Linked DNA regions of Mus musculus: region 1 is linked to region 2. The links are chromatin loops, found by intact Hi-C in ENCODE. Cell type or tissue: left cerebral cortex. All regions are shown on one strand. Links, peaks and the distances in the headings refer to the core of each region. The heading gives the core; the rest is flanking DNA.

Region 1 (16,206 bases), core at 3,114-11,113, 92 kb after region 2:
GGCAGACATCACTTCTGTACCTGTGCAACCCTACGGAAGATGAGTGGCAGGGTCAGCTCTCCCATACCCACCACCAGTGCCAGATCCACTGTGATGCCTGGGCAAGGTACAGGACCCTACTCTCCTGAGTGCTGCTGCTGTCAAGAGGCTGAGGGGTGGAGCTAGCTTTTCAGCGTGCCAAAGGCAGTAAGGGGCAGAGCCAGTTCTGCCCAGCCCGTTGGCATCCATGTGGTCATGTTCTCTAGTGGTAATATGAGCTACAGACATTGACACTGATCCCTGCTGCCTTGTAGACAAGGACCCAGTTATGGCCTTCAGCAGCAGCTTGGGCTGGGACCTCATCATAGCCACAGCTGGCAGGGCTGGCCACTCACAGCAGGCTACTCCTCTCCACTCTTGAGTCTCCAGTTCATTCTCTCTTCATAATGCTTATGCTACTCCACTTCTCCTTCTTTTTCAACTGCCCACCATAGACTTGCACATTGTCACTACTGCTACAGGCTGGCCACAGTTGACAGGCCCCTGAGTGACAACCCTTTGTCTACGCTGCATGTTTTGTTGGCAGGCAGGTGTCTATGGCCTGCCTGTGCAGTGGGTCGAGGGGCACTGTGGGCATCTTTCCCAACCTATACCTGAGTCACATGGTGGAACACAGATTTCTGTCTTCCTCCTCCCATGCTGTGCTGCCTGGGTTTGATTTGATTTTTATGAGTCCTAGGCATAAAACAGCTTTGACCATCAAGCCAGGCATCAAGCTAGGATGAACAAAGTACTGCCATCTGATTTGCCCCTGACTGATATAAAAACACCACCACCAACAAGGTGTCTCTTTGCCCATTGCCAGAACAACAGGTAGAGGGGTTGTGGGTCGGGGGACAGACACAGCTTTTAGGAAGTCTTGGATCTGCTGTGAGATTGTATCTGTTCTCCTTTGTGTCTAGCACTTTCAAAGCACTAAAACTTACTGAATTTGAGCATTTTCAGAGATTCTAATGTGTATGGGTTTTTTTTTTTTTTTTTTTTTGGAGGGGGAGGGAGCAGGGAATAGGGAGAGAGGTTGGGTTTATTCAGAAAAGGAAAACATTGTTGGGCTAGTTACTTCTCTGTCGCCATGACATATGGAGAATCATCTGGAGAGGGAATCTCGCTGAAGAAGATGCCTCCATCAGGTTGGCCTGTGAGCAAGTCTGTGGGGGATGTCCTTGATGGATATGAGAAGGTCCAGCCCACTGTGGGCAGTGCCACTCCTGGGCAGGTGGTCTTGGACTGTATAATATGAAACTGAATAAGCTGTGGAGAGCAAGCCAGTAAGAGTGCTCCTCCATGACTTCTGCCTTCAGCTCCTGCTGCCAGATTCCTGCCTGGAGTTCCTGCCCTGACTTTCCTTCATGATAGACTAGTAGCTATCAGATGAAGTAAACCATTTCCTCTCCAAAATTGCTTTGGTAATGATAATTATCACAGCAATAGAAAGCAACCAAGGACAGTAAAGCCAAGGACAGTGAAGGAGAACTTCTGAAGAAAAAGAAAGAAAAAAGAGGTGTGTCTGAAGCCGCACTAACTGGCTGATTAGAACTTCAGTAACACAGAGGGGTGAGAGTGTGGCAGGTTCTGAGCCTAGTTACCTTATCTGGGCTAGTTTTAGCCCCATGAGTAACCAAATAACCGTCCCTTATCCATCCCTTGTCCATCTCTGTGCCAAAATTAATATCCTGTGACTAACTTATAAAATCCTTTTAGACGCCATTACCTTAGCAGGCAACTAGCTCCCACAGACCCCCCAAACTAGGAATGTCACTGGGTAACTAATCTAATTCCTGCAGGGGAGATTCTCAAGTTGGTGTGATCACCTCTCTGATGTTCCCACCTATGTGCTTCAGCGAGTCATGACTTATACCTTTCTTTGTTCTGTTCCTATAAAAACTTCACAAAACTGATTCCATGCTGGAACATGAAATTTCAGGGTACCAAAATCTGTGTTCCTGGGCCATGGTCATTCACGTGTGAAATTAGAATAAACTCTTACTTATTCCCTTTGAGCAGCTGAGAGCTCTGTCTTTTGCATCAACAACACTGAATTAAGGAATTTTAAAAATGGATTCTCTGGTATTTCATACTTTAATATAATTTGTTTAGATCAGGCCCACCCATTTCCCAACTCCAGATAGGCTTCCAGGAGGGACTCTTTTTACACCTTATTTTTGCCATAGATTCATTTTACAGGTATTTTAAAAGTCCAAAGACAAGTTAACCTAGACTATTTGTTAGTGACTAAGTTTTAAAGTCATCCAACTGCACCCCAGTGTTCCTTCTCCAGGAGAGCTTTGAGTTGGCAAATGGCATAAGGTGAGGCTGTAAGGTAAACATAGATAATCAGCAACTGTGAGATACTTTAAATCACTGTCCTTTGTTATGTGGGTAGTGGGATGGAGGGATCAGTAAAATGGGATGAGAGGGAAGGAAACCTGGCAAAGGAAGGAGGAGCTTGGGGAAAGACTAGAGGTGAATGAAGATTTACCCAGAGAGGCATCTGGGACTCACCTGCTGGCTTAATGTTAAATACTCTGAAATATCCAATTACTTTTAATAAAGATCAGACACTCAGAGTATTGGGTAGTTAGACTAATCCCAAAGGAAAGCAATCTGACAACAAAGCTGTCATGTGTCTTGACCAAGACTCAATCTGTTATCTCTGTTCCAAAGAAAGCAGTTTACCACAATTAGGAGTTTTTTTTTTCCAACTTTCACTGAGAGGACTATGTCTGCCTTTCTCTACAAGAATTCTCATTCACTTATAAACCTCCAGGGGTTAGTGAATATTTACATACACAAATTGAGTGCTGATAGAGTCACAGAGCTGCATGCATGAGTCAACACCTTAGGATTTATTTCCATAACCTTCAATTTGTAAACCTGAGAACAGTTTGTTTTCTTGTCTGCATGGTACAGTTTTAGAACTATGATTGATTAACTCCTTATAAGAAAACCTTGGTCTGGAACCAGGCACACACATTGAAATGAAATTTATAGGATTTGGGAATAAAGGAGTCTTATACTGAGAAATGACTGCATCTCTAGAAAATCTATAATTTCACACAGCACTGAGAAGGTTCCAATGAACATTTTCACAATGTAAAGGGCTGATAATGTAAAACTGGTGTCTGGACCGCTTGGGAGCCACTTCTCAGAGAGGTGTTTTAATTAGGCAGACCATTTGGAGCTGATGATTGGAAACTTGAAATTAGCATAATGAATTATCTTATCTTTATTTCCCTTATAATATATGCCCACAGTTTTAAATTTCATTGCTAACTAACCTAAAAAGTTATCAGTGCAGGGAAACACACACACACACACACACACACACACACACACACACACACAGAAAAGTTCCCATCAGAAAGCTCTCAGCCCTTTGTGCAGTTATGTAACACCCACTGGAAACAAAATTTTCCCAATTGGGAATTACAGTTGGAAAGTTGCATTCAGAGTGAAAGTGTATAAAATGAGATTAAAAATCCTTTTAAAAATTCTCAGCAATTTTTAATGAAAAGCAGGAGAGAAACAAGACTCTCTGGACTCTTTCATTTCTGAGCAGGAAGTGGAACCTGTTGAATTTGTAAAGACAAGGCTAACAGAAATGAGAGCGAAGTCCCCTCGCCAGCGACTAGACAAAGGAAGTTTGTTTCTCATGCAGTGCAACCCTGAAAGCATGGTTTTTCACCAAAGGACTCAAACACCCTTATTTCTTCCATCCTGTATTCCAGCGGCTGATTTCAATGTCACTGGTTTTACTTGTATCTGTCTGGAAGGGAGAACTACAATGATCACTATCCTCAGCGGGTTTGTGGGTCCACCTTAAAAGGTCAGACACAGCCTTTCCTCTCATTCTCTTGACTAAAGTTTAGTCCCATTGAACTATGCTGGGGGCTGGGGATAGGGCCAACCTGAGTGTCCTGAAAGAAGAGAGGAACACTGGTGACATCAGAAGGAGATTCCTGCCACTGTAGACACTGCTTTGTACTTTTAACATGAAGTCTGAAAGAGAAGATAGGCACTATCCATCAATATCATTTGAGAATATTTCACACTACAAACATCTGTTTTTCTCAACCTCTAAATCAGTTCAGAGGCATTAGAGAGACTGTTTCTCTGGCTCTGTATTATTATGATTGGCAAGTATCTGGACTTTTAAAAGAAGTTTGTCTTAGCTATAGAGACGTGAGATCTTTGTCTGGAGACTTCCTACAGCTCTTATCAGGGTTGACCTAATTAGAACTCAAGTAGGGTTTTGTGATTCTAAATTCTCTTGCCACTGTGATGCCTAATTTTGGTTGTAAATTTGACTACATCCCGAATTAACTAGAACCCCAAAATAGGGGGGCACACCTGTGAGGAACTTTTTGCTTAATTTGAAGTAGGAAGATCCACTTCTAATCTGGATCTTTGAGATGGGTAGACAGGCCTTTAATCCAGATCTTTAAATTAGATCTAATCTGGGCCAAGCCTTCAGATGGAAGTCTGTATGATGACATAGAAGAAGGGAGATTTTGCACTTTGCCTGCTTGCCCTCATCTTGCTAGCAAGGCAATTACTTCAAGAATTAGAATCTACTTATTTGGGATTACAGCATATAAAGTCATACAGACTCATGGACTGAGTAACTTCTAGATTCTTGAACAATCTGTTCCTATCCAGCCACTGATGGATTAGTTAGACCTTAGCCTGTAAGTCATTCTAATATCTTTTATATTCTAATATCACACACATTATATATATATATATATATATATATATATATATACATTCTATAAATTGTTACTCTAGAGAACCCTGACTAATATGCCATGGTTGGCCCCAGCTCTTGCGCCCATCACCACAGCCCCGACTCATGACTTTGCTTTCAAAAAATATCTTGGTAGTTTCTTTTCCTTATTCCCATCCCCCATGTTTTTTTTTCTTCAAAATAGCATGCTGGAAATCGAAATCTGTGCTATAATTAAAAGCAGCAGCTTCTCTGGGGATGGGAATCATGGGAGCGTTCCCAGCTCGATTTGTTCCTCAGCTCAAGCTTACCATAAGAGCTGTTTTTGGTACAGGGACTCTCAGGGGAAATCAAAGGAGCCTTGGAAACTGGCTGAGGATTTCCAGGTTAAGCAGCATGGAGCCACCGCAGAGACAGGGCTGAGACACCTGCTGTTTGCTGAGCAGCCTATGGCCCTGACACCATAAGCACCTGCCCACTGTGCTGTGCCAAATGCCTCCAAGTCCCTTACTTCAGCTCATGCTACCAAAGTGGCATCACTTTGAATGTGCCGTTCCATGACTATTCTGCTAGAACAATGTTAAATTTTCATAGATTCAGTGCTGGGGAACACAGGAGAGAAAGCATTCATTATTACCATATTCAACCCAAAAGTTATTTGGCTAACAGAAGTGGGTCTTTTCTGATCAAAGTGGTGGTCTCTCATGTTGCTGAAGCGTGTTTGCTCAGCACACAGCAGCACATAGCCATTGTCTATATTGAAGTCGTTTAGACCTTTCCTCCTTCCGTATCATAATGATAATGGATGGACTGAATTAAAAATTGACGGCAAAAGTATTTTAATAGTTTGCCTTACCCATGTGTGGAAATTAATTTTCCTTCCTTACCTATATGCATTCAAGTTCTCTTCGTTAATATCTGTGTTGTTTATCCTTTAAAACTGTCCTAAAGAGCCTATTTTTAAACAGAGTTAGGGATTAAGAAAGATTTAACAACAAAAGTATATTGAAATTTAGTATGTGCTAGGCATTGCCTTCAGCTCTATGTAACTGATGAGACGAGTCTTGTAGCTTATACTCTAGGAGTGGGACCAGACAATAAGACGTAAAAATATAAATCAACTAGTGAGATAAGTGTGGTGAGTTGTTGCACAAATGATGAGAAAGATACATCTACAGAAAGACCCAGGGAAGAGGGGTTCTCCTTATACAGTCTCTTCCTCCTAAGAGGGAGGAGGAAGGTATATGAGAGTAGAAAGTTGATGAAAAATATGGAACTTGGAATGTTTCAAAATCCTGGAGCTAGAGAGAGAAGACGGCAGTGGAGCTGTCTGAAGGTGGCTCAGGGAATGCCAGGGCTGGGATGGGCTTTGTGCCATTGAGACACCCAGGCTCCTGTTAGTAAACTCTTCACTAGTACTCCCTTGAGTAAAGCCTACAAACTCACAGGTTAGCAAGCTAGATTCTGAGAGAATTGCTTGTCTGCTGCTGGTGTTCTCTATTGGGTGAATAGTTATCTATTCTTATGATCACAGCAAAGATCGTACAACAGGTCCACAAAAGAAAAGAATTGGCAACAAGCCACAGCCTTGGCATGCTCCAGCTGCAGCGCAAAGCTCATTTTTTTGCCAAAGCAAATTAAGAAAAGGAAAAGGTGGGAAAGGCTAAGGTGACAAACATTAACAAAAATCTTCAGAGTATTGAGGACGGTATTTATTAAGAATTTACCTGAAACTGATAGGGGACTGGGAAATAGTTCAGTGAGTAAGTCTGACAACCTGAGTTTGATCATTCACTGGGACCCAGATCTTGTAAGGAAAGCTCTGACTTCTGCAGTTGTCTTCTGACCTCTGAACATGTTGTGTACACACACACACACACACACACACACACACACACAAAGAGAGAGAGAGAGAGAGAGAGAGAGAGAACAATAATCATATAAGTGTAGAATTCACACTGAGCAGTAAGAGAAGGACAACTGGAGGATATGTGAGAGTCCCAGGGTTAGGACTCCAGCACAGGATAGTGTGCCGAAAGAGGCACCGAGATTAGTCATGTGTAATGTGTGCCTCAGAGAAAAATGTGGAATCAAGGACTCTTAGGTACTTAGGAGAAGCATGGTGTCATTTGTGATGACAGGGATGCTTTGCTGCTGGTTAAACCGCTCAGATGTTTATTGCATTATTAGTTTCTGTCAGACACTATGCTTGGTATTGCATACCGTGCGAACACCCCCCCAAGAAATTCTAAGTCAGAAATTATGAGAGCTGGCAGTAGGCAGAGGAAGAAGGATGAAGAGGAAATGACAAATTTAAGAAAAAACGTGGGAGTTAAAGAGTTGGCAGAATGTGGCGCCTGATGTTTGAGAGCGAGAAAGATTCTGAGATGATTTTTAAATTTCTGATGCAAGTGGGTTGATGGCAGAGCCTTGAACAAAGACAGGGAATGCACAGTCACAAGGTTGTTTGTGCACAGGAAATGCACGGTCACGAGGTGGTTTGTGGACCAGGCCATTATTCCCTTAACGATGGCAGCTAGTGATTGAATGCTGGCTGCTTCCTGTGTCCCCTGTAGTGCTTGCTGCTTAACACAAAGAGCCCCAACTTAAACCTATGGCACTGCTCTTGTTCTTATGCAAGCGTTATCTAGAACTCAGAGATGTTGTTAAATAACTCAATGTCATATATGCAGGGATTGGGAGAGGTGGGCTTAGTATAGATGTAGCTGCTGGGTTTGAGTTGACATAGATATGTGGTCAGAAGCACTTAGTGCATTTATGAGCATGGGCTTAGAGGTGGATCCTATTTGAGAGTCACCGGCATGATTGGCTGCCCTTGCATTGATTTTCTTCTTTTTCTTATCTCCCTTTCCACCCTAAAGTATTCTCTGGATCTGTCACTCAAATTAGCTCCTTGCCCTTGAATCCTTGTGCTGGTCTACTTCTGAGAGAGCCCAACCTAGAGGTAAATTTGAAAATGAGAAGCACTGAACAGCAAACGGCTTTCTTAGGAGCTGGCTGTGCAAAGAACGAAATAAGTTCAGAAATAATTGCAGGAAAGCAAGGTCTACTTTATAAGAAGAGAAAGTATTAGAAAGGAAAAGGTTGAAGAGGTCCTGATGAGGACTTGTGCTGAGAGAGTTTAGCAAACCAGGGGCAGAAATGCCGATGATGGCAGTAATGTGAGATTGGTTTAAAACTAGCTGGAGCCTAAGAAATGGCTCAGCAGATAAGACTAATAATGCTTGCAAACCCTAACACAGATAAAAACCAATAGCAGTGGTCCCCATCTCTACCCCTAGCATTCCTGTGGTAGGCTATGGGGACCAGGTCATTATTCTGTTGACAGTGGCAACTAAGTGTTGAGTGCTGGTCACTTCATGTGGTCAGCTGTGATGCTTGAAGCTTTACACACCAACTCCAGGGTACAGAAGAATCAGCTGGAAGCTAGGGGAACAGCTAGCTTGGAATATGCAACATAGACTCAAGAAAAATACCTCAATAAGGTGGAAGGGAGAAGCTATTGGCTCCCAGAAGTTGTCCTCTGACCTCTACATGTCACCATACCATGTACAGCATCTCCCTGATAATCTCAAGTCTAGTGAAGGAATTTACTATACAGATGAATATGTGAGCAGCTCAGATTACCCTCAGCTACTCTAGGTTCTGATGACCAGATCGGAGTCCATCATATTAAGGATTCATACCCTTGAATAATCTTTGTGCTGTCTTTTCAAATCCTCTGTTCTTTACCAATTCCTAACATATAACTCTGACCTTGAGATTTCCTTGAACATATTGTGTCTTCTTTTTGCAGGAAGGATACAGCTTACAGATTACAGAGTCGCCAAATTGAAGAAGTTCTAGAGCTACAAATGCTCGTGCATCTACGAGAACCATGGAGTCTCATAGATGTTCTCTTGGTTATAAAGGAAGGTGGCACAATGCCAGACGATCATCACCCAGAAAGGCAAGAGCAGAGAAAGCAGCGTGAACAAAGAAGATACACACCACCTTTTGAAATAAAAACTAGCCTGTGGTTTGCATATTTTTCTTAAGTCTTACTTGGTATTTCCTCTTCCTTAGTGTCTTGTTTTTCTTCTTGTCAGCCACAGAGTATATTATCTAACTTCTGTCACTGCGTCTATTATTACTATTATTCAGGAGAGAATCTTCCTTCCGTGTTAAGATGGAGGGAGGAGGGGTGAGGTCATGGTGGTCAGGTGAAGAGTATTCCTGCCCCTCAAGGAGTCATGTCAGCAACTGGCTCCACCCCAAGAGACAGAAGTAGCAAGAGATCAGGCAGGCCAATTAATGACCATCTCTCCCCATGGCCATGAAAATCATTAATCATAAAGCTACTACACCATCACTGGTCCTTTAATGATGATTTTAATTTGCATACTAGGCAAATAGTCTCAGGAATGTTGCTTTGGATAGAGGTTGTGAGCCATGTCCAGGCAGGATGCTTCAAGGTCAATTGCACTTTAATATTCTCCTTCTGAAAAGTCACTCCTTCATTTTGACAGCTTCATTTTATAAACGCTCTTACTCAGCCAGGTAAATTAATCCTAGCCAAGCATTCATGTTTCCAATAAAAGGAAAAAAAATAATGAAAAGAAAACTCGCTTTTAAAATCGAAATGAATCCAAAGGCACTACTTGATTAATTATTTTTTATGTTGTGTGTGTGTGTGTGTGTGTGTGCGTGTGTGTGTGGTCGTGCCCATGCACACGCGCACATGCACAGGTGCATGTGTATGTGCATACATGTGGAAACCAAAGGACAACCTTTAAGTGTTGTTATTCGGGTGCTGTCCACTTTATTTTGAAAAAGGCTCTCTCACTGGCCCTGGGTTCGCCACTAAACCCAGTCTCAGCCTCCCAGTGTTACAAGGATATACCACTACCCCTGGAATTTTCCATGTGGGTCCTGGGGGATTAAACCCAGGTCCTCATATTTGCATGACAAGCACTTTAAAGACTGAGTCATCTCTGCAGCCCTAAACTTGGCCTTAGACTCCTCCAAGTGATTTGCAAATAAAATTAGACCCAGGGATATTAAATGACTGTCAGGGGTTACAGAGCAAGTGACCACAGAGAGCAGAAGTCTTGGTATTTTCCCCTCAAACTCCTAATGAAATTAGATACATTAAAAGACTCCATAGTGCATCCAAAAGTGCATGTTTTCCAGAATCAATTCAATCCTCCACTGCTGAATGTTCCTGCATCCCAAATTAGACAGACTGGCTTGCAGCCTCACTTCGCTGCCATCCAACGTTGTGTCATCCCTAATGAATTTTTCTTAATTTGAAAAGAAAAATCTATTTACTTATTTTTCATTAAGTAATAATACTTGTCTGGAGGTGACATGGCCAAAAACTGCAGGCATGTGAAGAAACAGCTCAGCTGCACTTGAATGGTCTTTTAAGAAATAGTTAAATCCCCAACATACCAGGGCAGAATGCATAAGGAGAACTGTCTGACTTGGCAAAGGCATCCAGGCTTCTGAGTGCCTCACAGCTGCTTCTTCTTCTTCTTCTTCTTCTTCTTCTTCTTCTTCTTCTTCTTCTTCTTCTTCTTCGACAGATTCAGTTACTGTGCAGTTTGTTATTGCTTTGTTTCTCCATGGCCTTGTGCATGCTAAACAAGCTGACCCTAGCTCAGCCTCACTCATTCTTGCCTTGTGTAACTCGAGAAAGACACACAGTTGATACAATTCTTGTTGAAAGTCACACACTGAGTGGCATCCTAGCCTGAGTGTGTCCCCAGGCTCTGGCTCTCGTGAGTTTCTTCTGGGCTCTGTGGCCCCTTACACTATGAGATGGTCACCATATAACCTTGTTACACACTGTCTCTTTGCCAAGTGCTTAGGTGCTCACCAGTAGGTGCAGAGACAGCACTCAACTCCTAGACTGTGTCCCTGAGATAACTGGAAGGAAATGTATTGTCTTTCATCAGAACCCTCTGACATCTGTGTAGATCCTGTGGCATCTTTGACTGGTGGCATTCCTGCCTTACCACACAGACTATCAACAGGGAATAACACACTCCTATCAGGACAAGACCCTTACTTCACACACAGAGGGCTACACATCTGTGATGGATAATGTGGTCACTTAGAATAGATATAGGTAGAATCAAGGATCTTAAAGAGCCACTTCAAGGCAAAGAGAGATGAGGGTAGAAACACAGTGTAGCAGTGTCATGATGACTCAGTTTAGAGAGTTCTGGGATGAGACCACAGAGCTAATGCAAGAGTCTGTGCATCATGTTTTCACATTCTGCTCTTATTGTCTATTCTAGACAGATATGAAAGGCTCATTTTGCACCCATATGACCTCAAATGGCCATGCATTCCAGTAACATCCTCCTTAGAGTTTTCTGCAGTATCCTCTCTAACCCTGGCAGCCCCCGTGGGAACAAGGCATTGTGTGATTATCTTGTTCATAACTTGTAAAATGAGTCTGCAATTTACCAAAACTCATCATATCACTTGGGCTGATTGACCTGTGCTGTGCCATCAGTCTATGTGCCGTGCCATCTGTCTATCAACCCAAACCATTTATGACTACTTGTTACATAAAAAAAACCAAAAAACAAAAAACATTATTGTGGACATGCTGAGGTATGTTGATGTAGAAACCTAATCTAGTCTATTCTCATTTCTATTCTTCTGTAACTAAAATGGGAGATGAACGTAAAGGGAAGATGAGCACGTGCTTGCAGACACAGAATGTAATAATCACACCACCAGTAGAAACAACAGGAGGAATAATGGTGTGGCATGAAGTGGAAACATGGCCTTTTAGGAAAGCAAGTTGTGTCAGATGGTGTTTTGCTGGGGCGAACAAATAAAGGAGTGTTTTCCTGAAGCAGACACAGGTGAAAGGATGTTTTGCTAAAGCAAGCACATGAAAGGATGCACGATGCATGATTGATTCTTTGCTAACAACACACATGTATTGGTTTGCCTTACATTGCATTGTTGAGCTACATTTGTTGTGACTCCATAGAGAGAAATGTACCACAAATCTTCTCGCAAGGTTTCTGTAGCTTCTTGTCACTTCCTGAGACTTGGGGAGATTGACAGAGTGATGTTGGCTGATAGAGAATTAAGTGGAGGTTCATTAAGACAGACTTACATGCTGAGGCAAGACCTGTGGAAGACAAGTGATGTTTGGAGAATGTGTAAAGAGGACTCAGTGGACAGTGATGAAGGCTTGGCTTTGCAATGCTTCTTGGTCTCAACATTTTTTGCTCATCTCTGCTTTAAGAGAGGCATAGCGAAGAACTTCTCCTGGTGTCTCTGGTGGTCCTAGTCCCTCCTGCTGACTCATGCTGATTTGGCTGAGACCTGACTATTTCTGCTAGGTTGCGCTACCTCTGCTGATTCATGTTTACTATTCTGACACTGGTGAATTGGAATACTGGTATATTCGTGTTTGCGAGTGGATAAACTGCCAATGCTGATTTCTGTGAACTAAACTGCTGATTTCCTGACAACACAGATTAGATTTGCTCCAAAGAACAATTTCTAAACAGATCCACTTCCCTTGTATCCTAATAACCTTTTCTCTTCCACCAGAGGTTCCATAAGGGAGGTTAAAGTGTTTAAGAACTGTTATTAAAATTAGGTTTGAGAAAAATTTAAGACTCCAGTAGTATATGCTCCCGTCAAGCTACACCACAATGCTTTCTGGTTAACATTTTTTACCTTATCCAGCTGAATCAGATACTGGAGAAGATGGGAGCTATCTTGCTATGAAGGTTCAGAAAACCCAAGGGAAGGGGTGAGACTCCAAACTTCAGGCCACAAATACATCCTCAGGTTTTTCTTGAGTAGAAGATATAACACCATAGTGGCTGAGAAAGGTACAGGGACATGTCACTTGGGTTGGCAACACACAGGGCAGCAAGTGGATGGGACACCAGGGGATGCATTTGAGACCATTGGCAGGAATCATGGGACTATGGGCTTTCAAGTTAGTAAAAATATGTGTTAACAGACCATCTTGCTAAACTTTACTACATTTCTAATTTTTAGAATTAATTGGTGGGAGGTGTGGAATAAGGGTTACTTTATTTTAAATTGATCTATAGTTAGCTCTCTTTGCAGTTTTATGCCTTCTTAGCACATGTGTTTCAAATAACTTTTATCTCAGTAGACCCTTCAATTAATATACAGAGAAGAAATGGCCTTATTTGTAAATTGTTTATCTTTTGATCTTTTAAAAATACCCAATGGAACTTTGTGCAGTATCATGTACATGAAATTGGGAAACTTGGTGCCAAATATGGATTTATTTGCTATAAAATGAAACAAATGTGCACAGCGAAGGGAGTCTGCCATAAGAGTGAGCTTTGCTTAGCCAGGTGACACCATTTGGAATGTTTTTCTAGTTTTGGCACTAGCTTGTGATGACCCATTTGCATTCTTCCAAACTAGTTCTTTGATCAAACTTATTGCTTAAATGTATTTAACAATATTTTCAATCAACAAAATTGTTGGCTGAACTGTTTAAGATTATAAGATACGTACTATGTCAATTATTTTAAGTTATGAAGGAGTTACCCTGGAACAATGAAATGATCCAAGGTATCTCTAACCCTGCCAACGATGAAATGATTAGGCTTTAAAAGAAACATCTGGGAGTCTGTCCTTAGGTTAAGCTAATTATTGGGATTTGCAAAATCTATATTCTGCCTTGAAATTATTCAGTCTAACCATGGGGTTGATGCCTAAGCCTATCCCAGAAGCTCGCCCATTTTGTTCTTTGCTTTCAGAAGTTACAACAAAGCGTTCTTGAGTAATGCCTCTAGTATCCCATGATGGGTGCAAAGAAGAGTCTAATTATTAATTATTCATGAGGAAACTGTGAATTATGAGTTCATCTTGAATTAGAAAAATATCCACAAATCATTTAAGCATAGATATTTTTTACTACAATGTGTGAAAATATATTATCTGTCATTTTAAGGATTGGTTATTTTCTGCAGAGGTCACTCTAATTGACACCTCAGGTATTGTTTACCAGGCAGTGTCCACAGAAGAATGTGAGTGTGCTTTCTTCAGTCATCCTGGCCTTTGCTCTCCTTTTAATTCTATCCTCTTGTGTCTCAGCAGAAAGAACTAAGTGCTGCCTTTTGGCTAAATGAACATGGCACGGTCATTGAAATATATCTGACAAGTATCTCTGAGAAATGAGAATTTCAGAGATGTCTTTATCCTCATGGATTTTGTTTTCCTAGTGGCCTTTATCAATGAATAACAATGGTAAAGAGAGAGTGTGAGAGGAAGAGAAAGACACAGATGGCGACAAAAAACGACAATGAGACAGAAAGACATACAGGCAGAGAAAGACAAAACACACAGAGGGAGGTAGAAGGAGACATTTACATTTTTATATCACAGGCTTTACAATGCGCTCTCATGAATAATTATTTCACTTATTCCTTAAAAACGAGGCCGTGGGCTGAGGAGATGGTTCAGCCTCTTGCAGGTATGAGGACCTGAATTTAGATTTCCAGAACCCATGTGACAAGCCAGGTGTAGTGGATCCCTGGAACTCACTGGCTCGCCAGTCCATCTGGTGAAACTCCAGATCAGGGAGAAACCCTATCTCAGACAGTGCTGAAGGCTCTTAAGGACCAACACCTCAGGTTATCCTGTGCTTGTCATATGCACAGTATGCAGTCTGAACCTGTGTCCATATACACATGAATGTACACACACACACACACACACACACACACACACACACACAGGCATAAACACAGAGAGAGACAGAGATAGAGATAAAAACATCAAAACATGTCTTGGGTGTTTAAAGAAAGGGACACTGAGGCTCAGAGAGATAAGGCTCCTTAGCATTGAGATGCTGGGATAGAACCAGTGTTTGTACTTTGGTCTGGATCTAATGTGCTTCACACTGTTGCTCAAGGACAGTGTTTGTGTGAATACTAAAGAATAGCAGGAGGACAGTTTTCAGGGTGTCAAAAGAACATTTTACATGAGAGGAAGAAGTCTGCCTTTGTTAGTGGCTACTCGTGGAGAGTGAAGTCTTCTCTGGTGAGGATGGCTGGGTGTGGCTCATGTATATTCTGCCACAGAGGTAGAGGCAGTAATATTTACTGAAGAATACAAGTGGAACTCACCTGATCTGCCAGGTTTATATGTAGGAATTTGAGCACACTCATGTGCAAGTACTGACCACTTTACCTAACCCAGCATCTACCACCCATCAGCTTCAATTTCCATTTTGAGTTGAGCAAACCACACCCAACACCTTCCTGACAGTCTGAATTCTATCTGGTCAGCTTTTCTGGGAGGCAGGAGCACTTCCACCTCCTGTGCCAGTCAGCGGGTACAAAGAATGCAGTTGAGGGAAGTCGACTTCAGTTAGGGTGGCTGCACAGCTATAGCTACTGTCTAACCTTGGCTTGGCTGAGACACCTTGACATTTAACAGCAGCAAATAATGCTGAACGAAGGATATGATATGGAGGGCCACGTACACTGCTCTTAAAATTTGCACAAGATTCATAAAGTTTACTCTAGAGGTTGTGCCAAGATTTGAAGGATGTTGTTTATGCAGAACAGCAGTGTTCTAGGGCCTCAGAGGCAAATATTGGCTTTTCACAAGTTTGTATCGAGGAACATGACAGAAAAATATGACCTCCTCTTCCGTAGGCCCCATTTCTGCTTGCTGTCCATTGGGCCATCTGCACTTATGAGAGTCTGTGTAGTCCTTATCATTCCCAACCTAGCTCATTTAATTTTTAACATACAATAGATGCAGAATACATAGCTCTTTTGATACAATTTTATTGTACTTTCACTAATTTCTACCATTTAAAATATAACATTTAAAGTTTCACACAATGCAGTTGGCTTTTAGAAAGTGACTTCATGAGTAGAAAGTAGGAATGTAACCCTTATATCTCTTTCCTTTTAATTCTTTTTAGTTTGGACAATTTCATACACATATACAATGTGATCATTGCCCTCTCTTATCTCCATCCCATATCTTCTGACCACCTGCATATTTCCCCTAATTGATCCCCCTTCATGCCCTTTTTGTGTGTAAATCAATGAAGATGGCCAGAGCTACTGTATATTCATGTGCTGTGTCATGTTCAAACCAGCATTCAAGAGTTCTCCTCCTTACCTTCCATATCTTCCCTTCTATCTCTTCCATGCTGTTCTCTGGACCTTGGAGGAATGACTTTAGGGATTGGGTCTTCAACAATCACTTCTGTTTAGCACTTTGGCACATTGTGAGTCTCTGCATTGACCACTGCCCACTGTAAAGCAGAGGATACTCTGAGGAAGCCCGAGAACTGCACTGTGGCTATAAATGCACACCTGTCTGAACTCGAATACTTAAAAGTCAGTTTGACAATATGTCCATCCAGTGAAGCATCAGTAGTAGAAGAAAAG
Region 2 (16,206 bases), core at 5,064-13,063:
CTAGAGTGCTCCCACACTTGTGTGAGCTGAAGAGGCAGTGAGCTCTCTCTGACACCAATACAACAGGGACTGTGCTCCAGTGTAAATGCTCATAGACCACACATAAACTCACACTAAATTACAAAAAGAATATAATTATTGCAAACCTATATGCATCTTATTTTATATGATCCAGTTGTAGAAAATGAATACAATAAACATACAGGAAAAGATAAATCTCAATACTGTATTTGTGGGTGATTTAATATCCTACACTCATTGATGTATAGGCAGGCCATCCATATTAAAAATCCAATAAAGACTATCAGAGTTGAACTACACAATAGCTTAAGTGGATTGAGCAGATAGTCATTCATACAACTTGACTGCCAATTGCTGCCAAATAGTCTCTGACAGAGGGCTGGTATTCAAATCAAAGCTCTCAATTAAAAACATAAGCAACCCAGAATAAAATGGACAAGCATCTTGAAAAGATTCTCCTTAGAAGAAGCATGAGCACAGTAGTGCATACAGATAGTCTCATCCCAGCCTTCAGGAGGCTAAAGTGAAGAATGGGGAGTTTGAAGCCAGCCTGGGCTATATGACAATATTGGAAGCTCTCAATATTGGGAGAGAATGAATAAATGGGTGGGAGAGAGCAAAATGGAAGGGGGAAGGAAGGAAGGAAGAAAGGGAGGGAGGGAGGGAGGGAGGGAGGGAGGGAGGGAGGGAGGGAGGGAGGGAGGAAAGAAGGAAGCAAGATAAGAGCACCATGGGCTGTGGTCAGTGCTCATTGTGTGCTTGTGTAGAAATGACCATGTTGGTCATGTGTGAAAAGATATGAAACATTCCAAACTCACAAACAAAATATTTTTAAATTGTGCATACCAAATGAAGTATCTGCCACTAAATCTTCCAACTGCAAGTCCAAAGTTCCTTGAGTGACAGGAATGATAGGAACAAGATCCAAGGTCTCAGTTTTAAATGTACCTAGACTTGGAGGCCAAGCTGACGAAAAGATCTGAGAGCATTAGTTAGATAACAGGTGAGGCGCTAATGGTGTTAAATGTGTGGAAATGCCTACTCTTGAGGATGAGGTGGTCAGAATTCTCTGATGTGGTTCAGAACCCAGTGGATTTGAAAATTCAGCATATTTCATGCTGATCTAGAGTCTGCTTTCCTGAATTCTCATCAAGTGTTTTCATGATTCTTTCCATTGCAGAGCAAACCACCCTCTTTCCTGGCTTGGCAGAATAGAATGTCCCACTGCTGCCCTTTCTGCACACAAACTTTGCTATTTGTAGGGAGATAGCAGCAGGTAGTGCTTGGCTGGCACTGTCTTCAGTGTATCCCAACAGAGCCCTAGCTACAGCTCTGCTCTCTGCCTTAGTCTTTATAGTAGCCTTCAAAAGATAGCAAAAACATCAAAATAATGAGTGACCAACCCTTCCTACCATTCTAATCACTTAGTAAATGATACGGTGAGGTATCCCTAGACCAAGTAAAACAAGCAGACAAGAGACAGGCCCCAAGACGGACTAATCTGTGAAAATGGGTCAGATGCTGAGGAAAGAGCTCACATTTCTATCTGCTGTACTTGGTTATCTGAGTAAAGTAAAAACAAAATAATAGTGGCACTTGCCACTTCTCTGCTTGCCATAGGCTGAGGGCAGGCAGCATGGTGGGACTCACTGGTCTCTTTTCTAGTGTGGAGATTTGTCACAAAGCTGCATTTGCATAACAAATGGTAACACTATTATTTTTTCTTATTTTTGTTCAAAATCTTTTTTAACCTTAAAATCTTTATTTATTTTATTTTATAATTTTTTATTAGATACTTTCTTCATTTACAGTTCAAATGCTATCCTGAAAGTCCCTTATTATGCTCCCCCCCCCCCCCGCTCTGTTCCCCAACCGACCCACTCCCTTTTCCTGGCCCTGGCTTTCCCCTGTACTGGGGCATATCAAGTTTGCAAAATCATTAGCCAAAAATTTTAACCGTGGCAGAAAAGCAGGTCAGCATAGTTCTTACTGTCTAAAAAAGTGCTAGATCCATCTAGAGGGGCACCTTCAGTCCACACTCAGTACAGGTACACGTTGTGTGCTCACGTGAACCTTGCAGATTTTGTCTCTGTCAAGAATGTAAGTCATTGTTGTGCAGTTGAAAAGTAGCACCAGGAGGTGTGCTTTTTACTGTCTTATTGGATGGTAGCCAAGTCTATATCTATTAGCAAATTCTGTTCATCTTATTTTTGAGTTATTGGACCCCAGAAATACCCTCACATTCTCTTTTGAGATGGACTTGCCATGTAAAAGTTCACCTCATGGCCATGTTTGCTTTATGTTTGCATGAGATTTACACCCACGACTTCTCAAAGGCTGCAACAGAAGGCTGGAAGCATGGCCTTTGTGTAGGAGGTGAACAGCTGCGATTGAGGTTGTGTGTTTACTGACCACACCTAAGGTTGTTCTGGATTCTCTTGCTGACCCGAGCAGTCTCTACTGCTGGATGCACATAGAAAGGGTCTTCTAAACCCCAAACAGAGCATCTAGCCTCGTCATACACCATGGATCTAACTGGAAGTCAATGGACAAGTGTGATCAAGGAAGTTTGTAAACGTATTTGCTAAGGATGATTTTAGGAATTGCATGGAAATGCAGCAATGGATGAAAACCAGACAGCTTTCTGTTTTATCATTGCATTTCCAGGCACTTTCTAAACTCATTGGTAGCAAACAAAGATACTGTGTGACGTTTTGCTGAAAACAGACACTTGAGAGGACACATGATGGTTAGAAAGGATGTACATGGACTCTCACAAGCAATGAGAGGATGCTTCTGCATTGCTATCCCGAGAAACGCTTTGCTGGTCCTCGCTGATCTTCACTTTATAGAGAGAAATGCACCAAGGAACTTCTTGTGATAGTCCACTGATTCTGAATGCTTCCGTGGACCCATGCCCATTTGGCAGAGTCTTGCTGTTTCTGCTTTATCACACTATTGCTACTGATTTGTGTTTGGTGTTTGTTATTGAGTTGGACTGCTGGTATCCTGACAACAAAGAGTGGAATCACCCCAAGGAACTACTTCTAAACAGGTCTACAAACTATTTTTCTTACTGACCTTCTTTTCCCCCTACCCCTGGTTGGTAGCATAGAAGGGAGGTTGAGGCTTTTGAGAACTCTAAATAAAGTCGGTTTTGAGAAAATGTTAAGCCTACACAGCATCTTCAACAAATGGTGCAGGGAAGCTTGGATTTCAACATGCAGAAGAATGAGATTAGACTGGAATCTCACCTCTCACCCTGCCTAAGATGCAAATCCAAAAGCAACAATAACCTCAGTGCAAGATCTGTTACTCTTGGCACCTAGAGAGACAGTGTTAAGAGCTCTTGACTTCTTTTTCAGAGGACCTAGGTTCAGTTCCCTGCATCCATGATGTGGCTCATAATAACCTGTAACTTCAGAACTCCATGGGTACCAGACACACATGAGGTGCACATACCTATATGTAGGCATTCGCACATATACATAAACTAAATAAAAAAAAATCTAAAAAGAAACCTGCTAGCGTAAAACTGTTAAAGGAGAAAATGAGGAGTAAATTTTAACCTAAAGGCAGAGGTGTGGACATTTTGGATAGGCTTAGGCAGCTTATGAGGTGAGGTCAGCAATTGACGAGGGAGAGCTCATAAAACTGTAAAGCTTTTGCACATCGAAGGAAACTGCCATCTGAGTGAAGAGGAAGCCCACAGATGTGAGAAAATCTTTGACAGCTACACATCTGATATAATATTGTAAGTGTCTAGATAATACAAAGAACTAAAACATTAACTTCTGTGAAAACAAACTAACTAATTTAAAATGGGCTATGGAATCAAACAAAGTTCTTAAAATAAAACAAAAACAAACAGTGAATACTTTTAAAAGTGCTCATCAACAGCAAATCCCTACATCTATGGCTCATGGAATATCAGGGAAGAAGGGTTGGAGAGATTGTAGGAGGATCACAAGGAACCACCTGTGAGATGGTGTTTCCCATATATGACAGGGAACTATAGCCATGAAATCTCAACAATATAGTTACCTAAACAAGACCTGCACAAGGGCCACACCAGGTGCATATCAATGTGGAGTGGCAAATCTCACAAAGTCCTTTTCATGGACAGAAAGCTACAGGCAATAGATGGCTTCTGGGGATGAATTGTCTTCTCCAGTGAAGAACCTTCAGTAAGGCTATCCAACCTTAGGAGGACAGCTCTGAACACAGATACATACAAGCCATACTAAATAAACCAAACTGGCTATATTTATATACACATATGTATATGTGCATGAATATATGTATGTATATATGTTTGTATGTGTGTGTAATAATAATTAAGTAGAAGAGGCCATGGATTTGAAAGATACAATACTTGCATATCTGTGTTTAGTGTCATTCTCCTCACAGTTCCTGGGACATGGAAATAGCATAAAGATTCATTAATTGATATGTGGATAATAGAAATCTCATAGACATATGCCATGGAATTCTATTCAGCTACAAGTAAAAGTGAGCTTGGGATCTGGAGAGACAATTCAGCAGTTAAGAGTACTCGCTGCTTTTCCAGAAAACCAGAGTTCAGTTCCAAGTACCCACATGGGTAGCTCACATTTGTCTGTAAATGTAGGTTTCCACAGAATGTGATTGTCTCTTCAGACCTCATCATCCATGTGAACACACACAAACACACATACACTAAAAATTTTAAAAATAAAAGTATTAAATGTTCAGGTAAAAGGACAAACTGAAAAAAAAAGTATACTTAGTTGGGCCATCTAAGCTGGACACACACATTTTCTCTCATTTGTTGATCCTAGCTTTGAATCTTCTTCTGCTTTGTTCATTTAACTTGGAGCACTTGTGGAAGCCAGGAGATTAGAAAGGATCAATGGAGGGATGCCCTAAAGAGGAGGACTAGTAGAATGTAGATAAAATGAAAGTGTGAAAGAGAATACAGAGAGAAGAAAATCTTAAGCAGGGAGAGATTGGAACATTGAGGGAATGAGAAGGTGAGGTAAGGGTGGGCAAATAAAAAGTAATGCGTATGAAAAATCATGTGGAAGTATACTGTGAAACCCAATTTAAAAATATGAGAAAAGTTCAAAATGTTTAAAGAGCGGTACTCTGAATGGCTAGACAATCCTTCTCACAGAAGCAAAAATCCCAGTACTAGTTGTGGGCTTTTTCCACAGGAGACACTGACCAGGAAGAGCTAAGAGGTCCTCAAGATAGTACAAAGTCTTATTATTCCTTTTGGTTACACACACACACACACACACACACACACTCACACACACTCTAGAACTAAATGATAAAGCCTTACTGCTAAAGACATAACATGTCTATGGAGCAAGATACAGAGAAAACAACTGAAAACTGAACTGGAAACTTCCAGCTTGCTTCCATAGAGCCTAAAGGTGCCATGCAGGCTACTTTCAGGAAAAAAGAATCAGTAGTCTTATCCAGACATGAACCCTAAACATTATAATATCAACTTTTCACTCAAGATTTGCCTATCTAGGCAATAGTGGCACAAGTCTTGCAAAGATAACCAACGACTCTTTAATTAGATTCTAGGCCTATTTCATAGGTGAGAGTCCATGACTGATACTGTACACCTGGTCAAAAGCCCATGACTGGTAAGACTATAGGGCCTAGGTGGTAACCAGCATTGCTTAGCTAAACTGACAGCACCAAACTATCCTCTAAGTATTTATGTTTCTACAAACAAATGCTACTCACAACAGAGAAACTACTCTTTGCAGTGAAAGGCTGTGATATAAAGATATAAAGTTTGCCCGGGAGGCTGAAGGTAAGCATTGTTTGGTTTAAAGATCAGGTCTTAGTAAGACAGCTTTGCCACCCCTAATAAAGGCAAAGAAACACTGGAGGAGAGAAGGCAGAAAGAACGGAAGAGCAGATAATAGGAAAAGAGGCTTAGCCATCCTTGACTCAATGTGGCACAAGACAGCACATACCAGTGAGACTGCCTACTTATCATTTACATATTATTCACTCAGCCACTAATTAACTTAAAAATGTAAGTTAAGCACTAAGTAAACTCTAGGAATACAAAGATAAATCAAACTCATCCTTTGCCCTCAAAGTGTTATGGACCAGAAATCAGACAGGGAGAAAAGAGAAGATAATGATTCCAATTCTCACTGAGGAGAAAGAGGGGTTACAGAGTAATCATGCTTTTTAAATAAAATACATCTGCTTTTAAAAGTTGCAACATTTTATGGACATCAGCAATCTTTCATGCTAATTATGTTTATATTTTTAAAATTTTTGTTCAGCACCTCCCACACCCACACATTTTTTCCTGCCTATTACATGAACCATAGAGAGGGTTTAAAGATGTCTTGTGTGTTATATTTCATACATAAGTATTTTGATTGATATTTTATTATGAGGCTGATACACCTTCCTAATAAATTGTCTATTGTGAACAATACCTCTCTCTTTTTTCCACACCCCTCTAAGTTGATACCTTATTGGATTAGGAAAGTAGAAAAAGAAGGTAGTTTTCTCCTCAGGATTTGAATAGAAGTCCCAGAGCCAGCTATCTTCAGGGTGACTACACCCCTACACACACTTTGAAGAATTCTTTATTCTGTGGGATCTGGAAACCATGTTGGCTGTGCTGACCTCATTCCTATTCCTGGAGCTACCTTCATGAGAATTGGAACAAACAAACAAACAAACAGACAAACATCCCTAGGGATCAAGGTTGTGATCCTAGAATGGTGGGTGGTGAGTAGAAAAACATAAGATGTCAGAGCTTGAAGGTATGAGGAAAGACAGCATAGAGTCTTCCACAAAGTGCTTAAGATATGGACTCTTATCACTGCTGTAGCAGAGGAGCATGGAGAATCGGCTAGCTACTTACATATGTGGCAAGAAATGGGTGACCATTCCTAGAATGGTAGAAATAGGTCCCACAGAAAAATGTGTTGAATTCCTAAATACTGGTACCTCAAAATATGACCTTATTTGTAAATAACATTTGTAGATATGATCTAGATTTGTAGATATGATAAAGCCATACCAGATAGTGGAGGGTCTCAATATAATGATTGGTGTCATAAAAAAAGGAACATGTGGAACTTGAGACAAGAAGAAGGTTGTGTGAACACAGATACAGAGGTTGGTCAAATGTATAAGGCACTTCATTAGTGAAGCAGGGAGTTGCCAGCAACTGTGGAGAATGAAGAAGTGAAGATGCATGTTCACCTGAGTCTGTGGAATAAGTGGAGCCCGACCAATAACCTGATTTCAGATTTTGAACCTCCTGGACCAGGAAATATATGTTTTTGCTATTGTAAGCAATAGCTTGTGACACGCTGTTATTACAGTGCTAGGAATTTGTAGCAGTTAAGACCCCAAACAGTGATGCATAGTTGACTCATTCTCTGTGTTGGGATTATATATTAGAGGGTATTCTATCTACCTTGATTCAAAATGAATGAATGGAAGAACTCTAATAACAGATGTGCCTTTATTGTCATAAAGGAAAACAATAACACCTACTAATATTATTAGCAGGTGTTCTGTCTGACACAATAGAATTTTAAGTTCATGTAACTATTTATCTTTGTTTTCTGTCAATAACTTTCATCTAAGCTATTTTAAGCATATGCCACTTGAATGAAAATAGACTTTTGACACTGTGTAATCCTCTAAAGACAAATAGTCCAATTACCGACAATGAATACCTTCAAATCTGTTCTTTCTCAGACTAGATTCATTTGTTTCTCACATGAAACTTATATGGCTTCATCCAAAAATACTAGTGAAGACAGAACAGTTTGAACATGGTAGTAACCTGCTGTACACATATTTGAGAAATGAAATGACAGGTGCATTTAAGCTGTTGACATCACTGAATTGTAAGTGGTGGTATTGGGTAAGCCAGCTGTCAGCCCACATGAATAGTTTTAATGGCTTTAATGAGATGCAAACTTTCTGCTTTTTGCTCAGTGATTGAAGACAAAAACAGGATAAGTGGGGAGCTAGAGAGATGACTCACTGGTTAAGGGTACTTGCTGTTCTTCAAGGACTTGGCTTCGATTCCCAGCACCCATATGGCAGTGCACAAGGGTCTATACCTCCAGTTCCAGGTGAACTGATTCCTTCTTCTGGCCTGCTAGTGCATGAGGCGTGCAGACAGGAAAAACATTCATATACACATTAAAACAAAAGAAATCAAACAAACAAAACCCACACATGAGATTCACAAGCCTTGCTGGTCAGGAACTACTGATTTCCCACTTCTCTAACAAACAGAAGCACACATTTTTCATTAAGAAATGCTCAATTCACATTTTTTCTTTTGCAGAGGTGAACTAAATTATTATACAAGTATAAAAATTCTCTATGGCTCCATCATAGAGCAGAATTTATAGAAGCTCCTATCTGGGCATCCAATTAAAATTCAAGGACATTTTAACTATGCCAAGCTTTGTCATGAATTATGCATTGTTTTAGATTTCTGTGATCTCCTAACTTTCTTTGAAATATGGGCTCTAAATCTTGCCTTGATTCTTCTGGGTTTTGATAGGACAGTTTTATTTGAATAATTTTTCTATTCTATTTTTTCCAGAGAGTAAAGAAGATATGATGATTTGCCAAAATTAGAATGAAGTTTTTCAAAAAATCTCACACCGCCTTAAGTCATGAGAAGTTGTTTTTCTTTATGCATGTAGCTTCCGGTGTTACACAGCTACATTTTGAGCATTTGTTTTTGTGTTTGTACAGTGTTGTCAAGGGCCACTCAAATATACCTAACTTCATTTTGTAAGACTATTTTGTTAAGAAAAATGAACAATATATCCAACAGTGATAATCAGGTGGAACCAAGTAATCCCAGACATGAAAAAATTATACCACATTACTGTTTTTTAGTTCCCCTCCCCAACATCAAATAGTGGTAAGTGTTTGAAAACTCTGAAAATAAAGCTTTGAATTTTCTTTTCATGCTGATTTGGAATCCTCTGTTTCTGGATCCTGGAACCCAGAGCGTGATGGGTTTGTGAGACAAAGTCACATCCTATAGCGTAATGTGTGAAGTGGAAATTTTTGGTTTCTTTGGAGACTCAGTTGTGCCACGTGATATTTTATGAGAGGATGTTTTGCTAAAGAGACACATTGGAGGATGGTTGCTGAGAACAGACATGTTTTTCTGGATGCTGCTTGGAAAAAGGACATGTGACATTTTGCTAGAGTGGGCACATGATGTTTGGTAATAACCCAACATGCTGTGGGCGTTACCTTGTCACTCTTTTTCTGGTCTTTTCAGGCTTTGCTGCTGGTGGTCTTGGCTGATGACACTGTGGCATTGGTTCACCTTGCCTTCTTCTTTGTTGATCATTGTTTGTACTGACTTCATAGAGAGAAACTCACCAAAGAACTTCTCATCACGTTCTGGCAGCTTCTTGCCACTTCCATGGACTTGGGTTGATTGGTAGAGCCTCACAGTTTCTTCTGAATCGAACTCCCATTACTGGTTCATGAGTGGTGTTTGTGAGTGGATCTAGCTACTGTTGCTGATTCATGTGAGCTGAGCTGTTGATATCCTGACAATGAAGATTGGAATCTTTCCCCAAAACCATTTCTAAACAAGTCCACATCCCACTTTGCCCTATAATCCTTTCCTTTCCACTACTTCTGGCGCGTGGTGGGCTAAAAGGGAAGTTAAAGCATTTAAGAACCCTTATTAAAGTAGGTTTTAAAAAGTATAAGTCTACAAATGTATGAGTGCCATTGTCTCATTGCTATACAACGCTGCCTGCAGAATGCTTTCTGCAATGCCATCATCTAAAGAAACACTGGTAATGCCCACTTTTGGATAAAGGAGTCACTCAAGGAAACCTGTCTGTCTAGAAACCTGCTCAAACAACCTCCCTAATATAATAAGTTTTACATTTTTGTTCTATCCAATCAATATTAAAATAGATGAATTCCTCATTCCTTCCTTCACTTTTGAAATTATATCAATAAATCAAAGAAATCAGGAACATTTTGATTAAACCATTATTCTGCCTCAAAAAGATAATATTCTCTATTAATTTTTAAAAAGTCATTAGCATATAGAAAGCTTGAATTTCAAAACTTATGGACTTATAATAGAAGAAAACATCAATTCATTTGACACCAGAGTCACTGTCAGAGATGTTACATATGTTTTTGTAAGTTTGTTTTTTTCATAAGAACTTTTTCATTAGCTTGTGTGTTTGTTTGTTCATGGCTGTGCTTGTCCTGTAGTGTACCACTAGTCCCCTAGATGTTAGTAATGTAAAGGCAAAAAGATGATAAAAACAAAATTCAAAAGAAAAAGCAAATCATCTTTTCTGAATGTCAATCAACTCTTGCAAGTACACACTTCTGCCAGCAGGTGGCATACTCTCTATCCTGTCACCCCTTTATTCTGGCTGACCCCATTCAACACCCACTTCCCCTTCCTACGCCTAGTTGGCCTTGGCATTTCTTTGGTGCCACTCTGAGAAACTGTAACCTAATCTCTTTCTATATAGCTGAATACTTCCAGGCTTAGAGCCGGTTATGCAACTTACCAAAGTCACAAGACCACTAAGTGGTGACATCATTCTGTTGGAGGCTCAAATGCTTCCTCTTCCTACCATTTCAAAAACTGCTGAAGAGTGATTGCATGCACATCTGCATGCTGCATTCTAAACACGAGTGTGTTAAAAACACTTGTTTCGAGACTTTGACACCCACAAGTGATGAGCAATTTGGCCCAGGAGGTCTGGGGTGGGTCCTGATATGCCACATTCTAATGTGTATCTAGAAATGCTGCCATCAACAGAATCTAGGTGTTGGTAAGTCTGGTTCTAATGCCATCTACGTCTAGCCTGTGAGCGTGCAGTAATTAGTGTATTACTTTTTCTGAAACATTTTAAATTATAATCATGACAAATATAACATTTTTGATTCGTTGTTATGGTGAAATAAAAATCAGACTTCAGTACGATTAGCTTATCTGTCTGTCAGCCCTTTACAACAAGACTTCTGGAGTAGTGCTTAGGAAAATAAATGTGTAGAATATTGTCTCCAAAACATTTTACCAAAGTGGGCAGTAGGAGCTAGGTGGGAAACTTTATTCTTAAACTTACTGTTTGAGAATTTCGCATATGAATTTGGTGCATTTTGTGGAAATCTTTCCCACTCCCCCCCCCCCCCCCCCACACACACACACCATCTCTCCCAACCCCGTGTGCTCTGCTTTAAACCCTCGGAGTCCACTTCATGCAGATGCAGACAACTTTGAATAAATGCTGTCTCTGGCCCCCTTTAGTGTTTATAACCAGGAAGACACAGGTTTGGGCAACGTGCTTGACTTTGAAGGCAATGAAGCTATCACAGGGAAACTGGGGACCAGGTGTGGAAGCAGAGAAAAGACCATGTTCCCAAGGAAGCTTAAAGAAGGAAGGGGCAGACAGGGTAGGACAGGAAGGAGTTTCAAGAACAAGATGGACCCACTTTGCAATCTGAAGAGAAAGCTTTGTTTCCTGCTGGGCAAATGCCTGCCTTGTTAGCAGACTCATCGCTGTGAGTGGTGAGAACAGGGAGTGGAGAGGCCCTAACATGGATCAGAACTGCAATACACCTGCCCTTTTGCTGAGTCAGCCTGAGGATGGGATTTAGAACATTGACTCCAGTCTTAGAGAAGGCTTGGCTGGAATCTGGGTCACCTAACATCTCATGGCATCTTCACATACATTAGGATTCTGGCATCATAAATATTCTACCAATCAGCACGGTTGGACGCAGGCCCACCCCTATAGTCATTAAGTCAAAGCTGGCTGATCGGGAGATGTCACTTAGCACAGTTCTGCGAAATACATTTTACATGTGTTTATAATGGAAGGAGTACTGCATTATAATGCAACTTTAAATGTCGATAGTTGAGATTCTGAAATTAATGAATTCTACCATTATTAAAGTAAATTCTTTGACGAGTTTTTGTTGGCATTTGATATTTGGGTCTGTATAGCACAATAGTATTAGCAGGGACCCTCAGGAACAAACTCCTTTTGCTCAAGTCAGAGATAAAACAGAAGTCCTTCTTCCTCCCTCCCTCTTCTCCTCCCTCCTCTCCTCCCTCCCTCCTCTCCTCCCTTCTTCTCTTCTCTCTCCCTCCCTCCCTCCCTCCCTCCTTCCCTCCCTCCAACTCTATTACCTGGCTCAGGTGCCACTGTTTGTGCCCCAGTGTTTTCCTTGTGCATTAACACTCCAATCATGCCTCCAACAGAAACCCACCTGGAATGAACTCCTCCCATCTTCGCTAGTTAGTAAAGTTGAAAACCTAAACCTGCAGGTGTCAGTCAGCAGAGCCTTGGGTGTTTCTCAACAATCCAGCTTTCTCCTCACTGTAACTTCTAGGGCACATACATCTTCTCTGCACTCGACCTTGTAGTCCTTCCCTCTCGTCAGCATTTTCTCCTAGTGACAGTCCCTAGTACATCCCAGAATAAGCAGACTTTATCAGAAAGGGGTGTTTTTAATGGTCTGTCACCAAATTTATATTGTACCTTTCAATCCCGATTCCAACCTCTTCTTCCTATATTGTTCTTGCTATGGGTGAAATTTAGTCTACCTAAAACTCGTATATTGATGAGTGCAATCTGCCTCTCTATGTTTCCAACTATGACTGACAATATTTGAAAGGGTGACTAAGATAAAATGAGGTCACATGGATAGGCCTTAACTTAGTATGACTTTATCTTCTTTCTAAAGGAGACTGAGACAAAGACACGGTCTAGGGGATAAAGTAAGGAGGTGAGCTCTGGCTTCTGAAGCTGAGAAAGGATACATTTCTATTGCTGAAGCCATCAGCCTGTGACACTTTGTTAGGGAAGTCACTATTTCAGACCCATGTGCCATAGTTCTCAAAGAGAAAGGCACCTTACCCTAAATCAGGCTTCACTTCTACACTGGACTGTCCCATACTTTTCTTCATAGTATTTATCACAATTGGCCTTGATAAATTTTTATGGAATTGCCCCCTATTTTCTCATTATGTTATAAGGTATGTGGATGGATTAGGACCAGCAGAACATTTGGGGGTTCAGAAATAGTGTCCTTCAGAAATGTGTCCTTCTGGGATCCCTCATATTAACTGGGTGTGGAAATTTTGTATTTTGCCAGTGTTCTGCCAGATGCTATGTGAACGTTTTTTAAACCCTGGTGTCTCCATGAGTCTATGGCATTTACATAATTCTCTCTGTATATTAATGTAATGATAGAGAAGTTTATTAGATAATTTATTCCCTTGTTTCCTCTGTTGTTTTATGTTTAAACATGTTATTCATTAGATACCACGATGGTCATGGTTATGTCAACTTGGTTGGGTGTGATTGTGGGGGTGTTTCTAATTAAGATTGGAGTTGGTAGACTAGAAGAGTACTTGCCACATAGCAGTCAGTCCCCAAGTAATCCACAGAAGGTCTTGGGATTTGCTGTTCTGACTTCAGTTTGGAATTGGGCTATAGTGTAAAGAATTGGCAATACTGGTTTTAGACTGTCCCCCACCAATGCCCACTGAACCATGTAATCTGTGCTCCTGGGTCTCAAGATATCCTTGCTGCTTATTACTGGATTGCTAATTTCCCAGTAACTAAATGGCCTAATTCTTTATAATAAATCTCTCTGTATACATATACACATGCACATACATGCACACTACTCATACAAATATACACACATATACAAACATATATACACAAGCACACACACACACACACACACACACACACGCGCACTTATACATGGATTTTATTATGGAAAAACTTCCACAAATACTATTAGTACCCCAGTGTAGCCATTGCCTTGCTTCAACAATTATCAACACATGACCAGATGCAGTTAATATCATCCCATTATTATTTTGAAACACCTCCCAAATATATCATTCCATAAATAGATGCCGTGAAGTTAATTTACAGATACCTTTTAGAACTCATCACTCAGCTGGATTGGGTATCATTTTTACTTCTACCTCAAGATGAATAATACATTTATTAATTTTCTCTTCAGTCTTTTTTTATAGACATTCCATGAGTATGGAAAAGAAATAAATCATTCTGTCTACCATGAGACATAGCTATTTATACAGATTATTATGAGCAGAGAATTACATTTTGACCCTGTTAGTAAGTATGTGAATTCGGGCAAAACTTGGGTTCTGTGGATTCCTGTTTCTATCCCTCTAAAACAAAGAACACACAGGAGGACCATGCCTTGGACATGATGCTTAACAACTCCAGCTACTGTCCTTGTCATTGTTGTTACTCTGTGAAGTCATAGCTAGAGCTTGAATGTGCAGGTAAAACTGGTGACTCATCATTAATTCTTGTAGTAACAGCAGCTGAGAACACAGCAGGTGCCCCAATAATGGTACAGAGAAGCAGAGTCATCCATTCTTCCTTCCACAGAGCATGCCAGGTATCCTCATGTGCCCTCTCTAAGAGCTCTCTCCAGGGTTGGGGGAATAACAGCAGATTGATCCCCTCTAATGGTGTGCAGACTGAGTCTCAGCTTATGTCTGATGATAAATAATGAAGCAACCTCGCAGATCCTGCCTGCAGTTAATTACCCTGGGTCCAGGTCTTAGTCTTCCAACAAGCCCTTTAATAGGGGCTGTGTAGCTTCAGAAATGAGAGCAATGGAGAAATCAAAACCAGTTCCATCTGTCAAACTGATGATGGATTCTTCCAAACCTGTGAACAAATCCTGACTTGCTAATTCTATGCGCTGCGGATGCCTTTGATTATCATGAGACTCAGACAGATGGGAAGATCACTTTGTGGTTTTTATTTAAGAACCTCATGCAACTGTAGTTTTTTGGCTGAGGGTAATCAGTCACATTAAAGAATTTGCCAGAAAGTGTAACTCTACCTTGTTTATAGTTTACTAGCTAATTACACTTCAAAAATGGGCAGTCAAATAGTAAGGCCAAGCAGAAACTGCACCTGGATGCAGATTGTCACATGGCAGTGATGTCACAGGACAGATGGACATTTGTGAGCCACATAATACTTCCCTGGTGGACAGTGTGCAGCAAGCTCACAATATCATAAATCTGAAGTATTTGTTTCCACAGACTTGGTTCTGGCAAAGTCTTTGAAAAATTATCAAAATGATGACATAAATGGTCACTGTTTACAATATCCATATTCTTCTCTGTGCCCTTCATACCCAACATGGCTTCAGTTGATGTAGGAGCTCTCCTCTGCTCTTCCCTCTCTCCCCCCAGAGTTCTACCTTCAATGTTACCCACACTGATTCCTTACTCTACTCTGAGATACATCATCTTCGGAAACCTTTAGCTGGTGTCCTCTGGTGACCCGACTCAGTGAGGGCCAGTTTTGATTGTCTTCTCCGCAAGTCACTACTGTGGATCCCTTTCTAAAGAGGAAACCCAAAACTACATGGGAAGCACCATAGATATGTAACCTTGGGTGGTTTCTGGGACACATATGTCCTTTCTCTGATTGGATGGTGGCTACTCCATTCAATCAGAGAAATTATTTCATCTTGAAGTAATTTCAAGTCCACATCTCTAGCCTCCTTTTTTGTTTGTTTGTTTTTTGTTTTTTTTTTTTTTCAAGACAGGGTTTCTCTGCGTAGCCCTGGCTGTCCTGGAACTCATTCTGTAGATCAGGCTGGCCTCAAAATCAGAAATCCACCTGCCTCTGCCTCCCGAGTGCTGGGATTAAAGGTGTGCGCCACCACACCTGGCTAGTTTTGTTTGTTTCTTTGTTTGTTTTGTTTTGTTTTTTGTTTTTCATCTCTAGCCTCCTTAATTCTTTCCCCTGGTGACTCATCTGAATACTCTTGCCATATGGATTTTTTTAAAACATGTAATCTTTACCAATTTGCCCTGGTAAAGAGTCTTCAGTGTGCATCTCTCTAGTAGGATAAATCCAAAAGTTCCCCATTGAATGCTTGCATGCCCCAGCACCATCAACCTGTCTTTTTCTGTCCCTCTGACTATCAACACAGACTCTCTTATTTAACCAGAACAGTCCACACTGCCCCGGTCTTATCACTTCTCATCTATTGCTTTGCATGTTCATATTTATCTTTCATCAAACACCTTTCTAGATAGACTGTTAGTTCAGGTATATTAACAACATGTAGGTCTTGCTGAGTCATATA

Evidence for each region. Hi-C counts contacts between places; a loop is a spot of excess contacts. Peaks named below come from ENCODE experiments on the same cell type or tissue, not always from the same donor. Only the 100,000 strongest peaks of a DNase experiment are listed, where the experiment ranks them.
Region 1: a loop joins it to region 2, with 9 times the contacts of the local background. A loop is called at or near these places in 4 of 42 quality-filtered maps.

What each region holds. Positions count from the first base shown.
Region 1 is chr3:33,392,352-33,408,557 of GRCm38, forward strand. It overlaps Gm24780 (a small nucleolar RNA gene), which reads right to left and starts at 848; the gene lies at 706-848. In left cerebral cortex, for the core only: no CTCF peak of the experiment used is centred there; DNase peaks (open chromatin) are centred at 5,078, 6,181, 7,097 and 10,084; H3K27ac peaks cover 7,015 bases.
Region 2 is chr3:33,297,906-33,314,111 of GRCm38, forward strand. No RefSeq gene overlaps it. Among named protein-coding and RNA genes, the nearest start is that of Gm24780, 87 kb to the right of the region's middle. In left cerebral cortex, for the core only: a CTCF peak has its summit at 10,429 (motif pointing right); DNase peaks (open chromatin) are centred at 8,092, 8,451, 9,048, 10,566 and 1 more place; H3K27ac peaks cover 2,720 bases.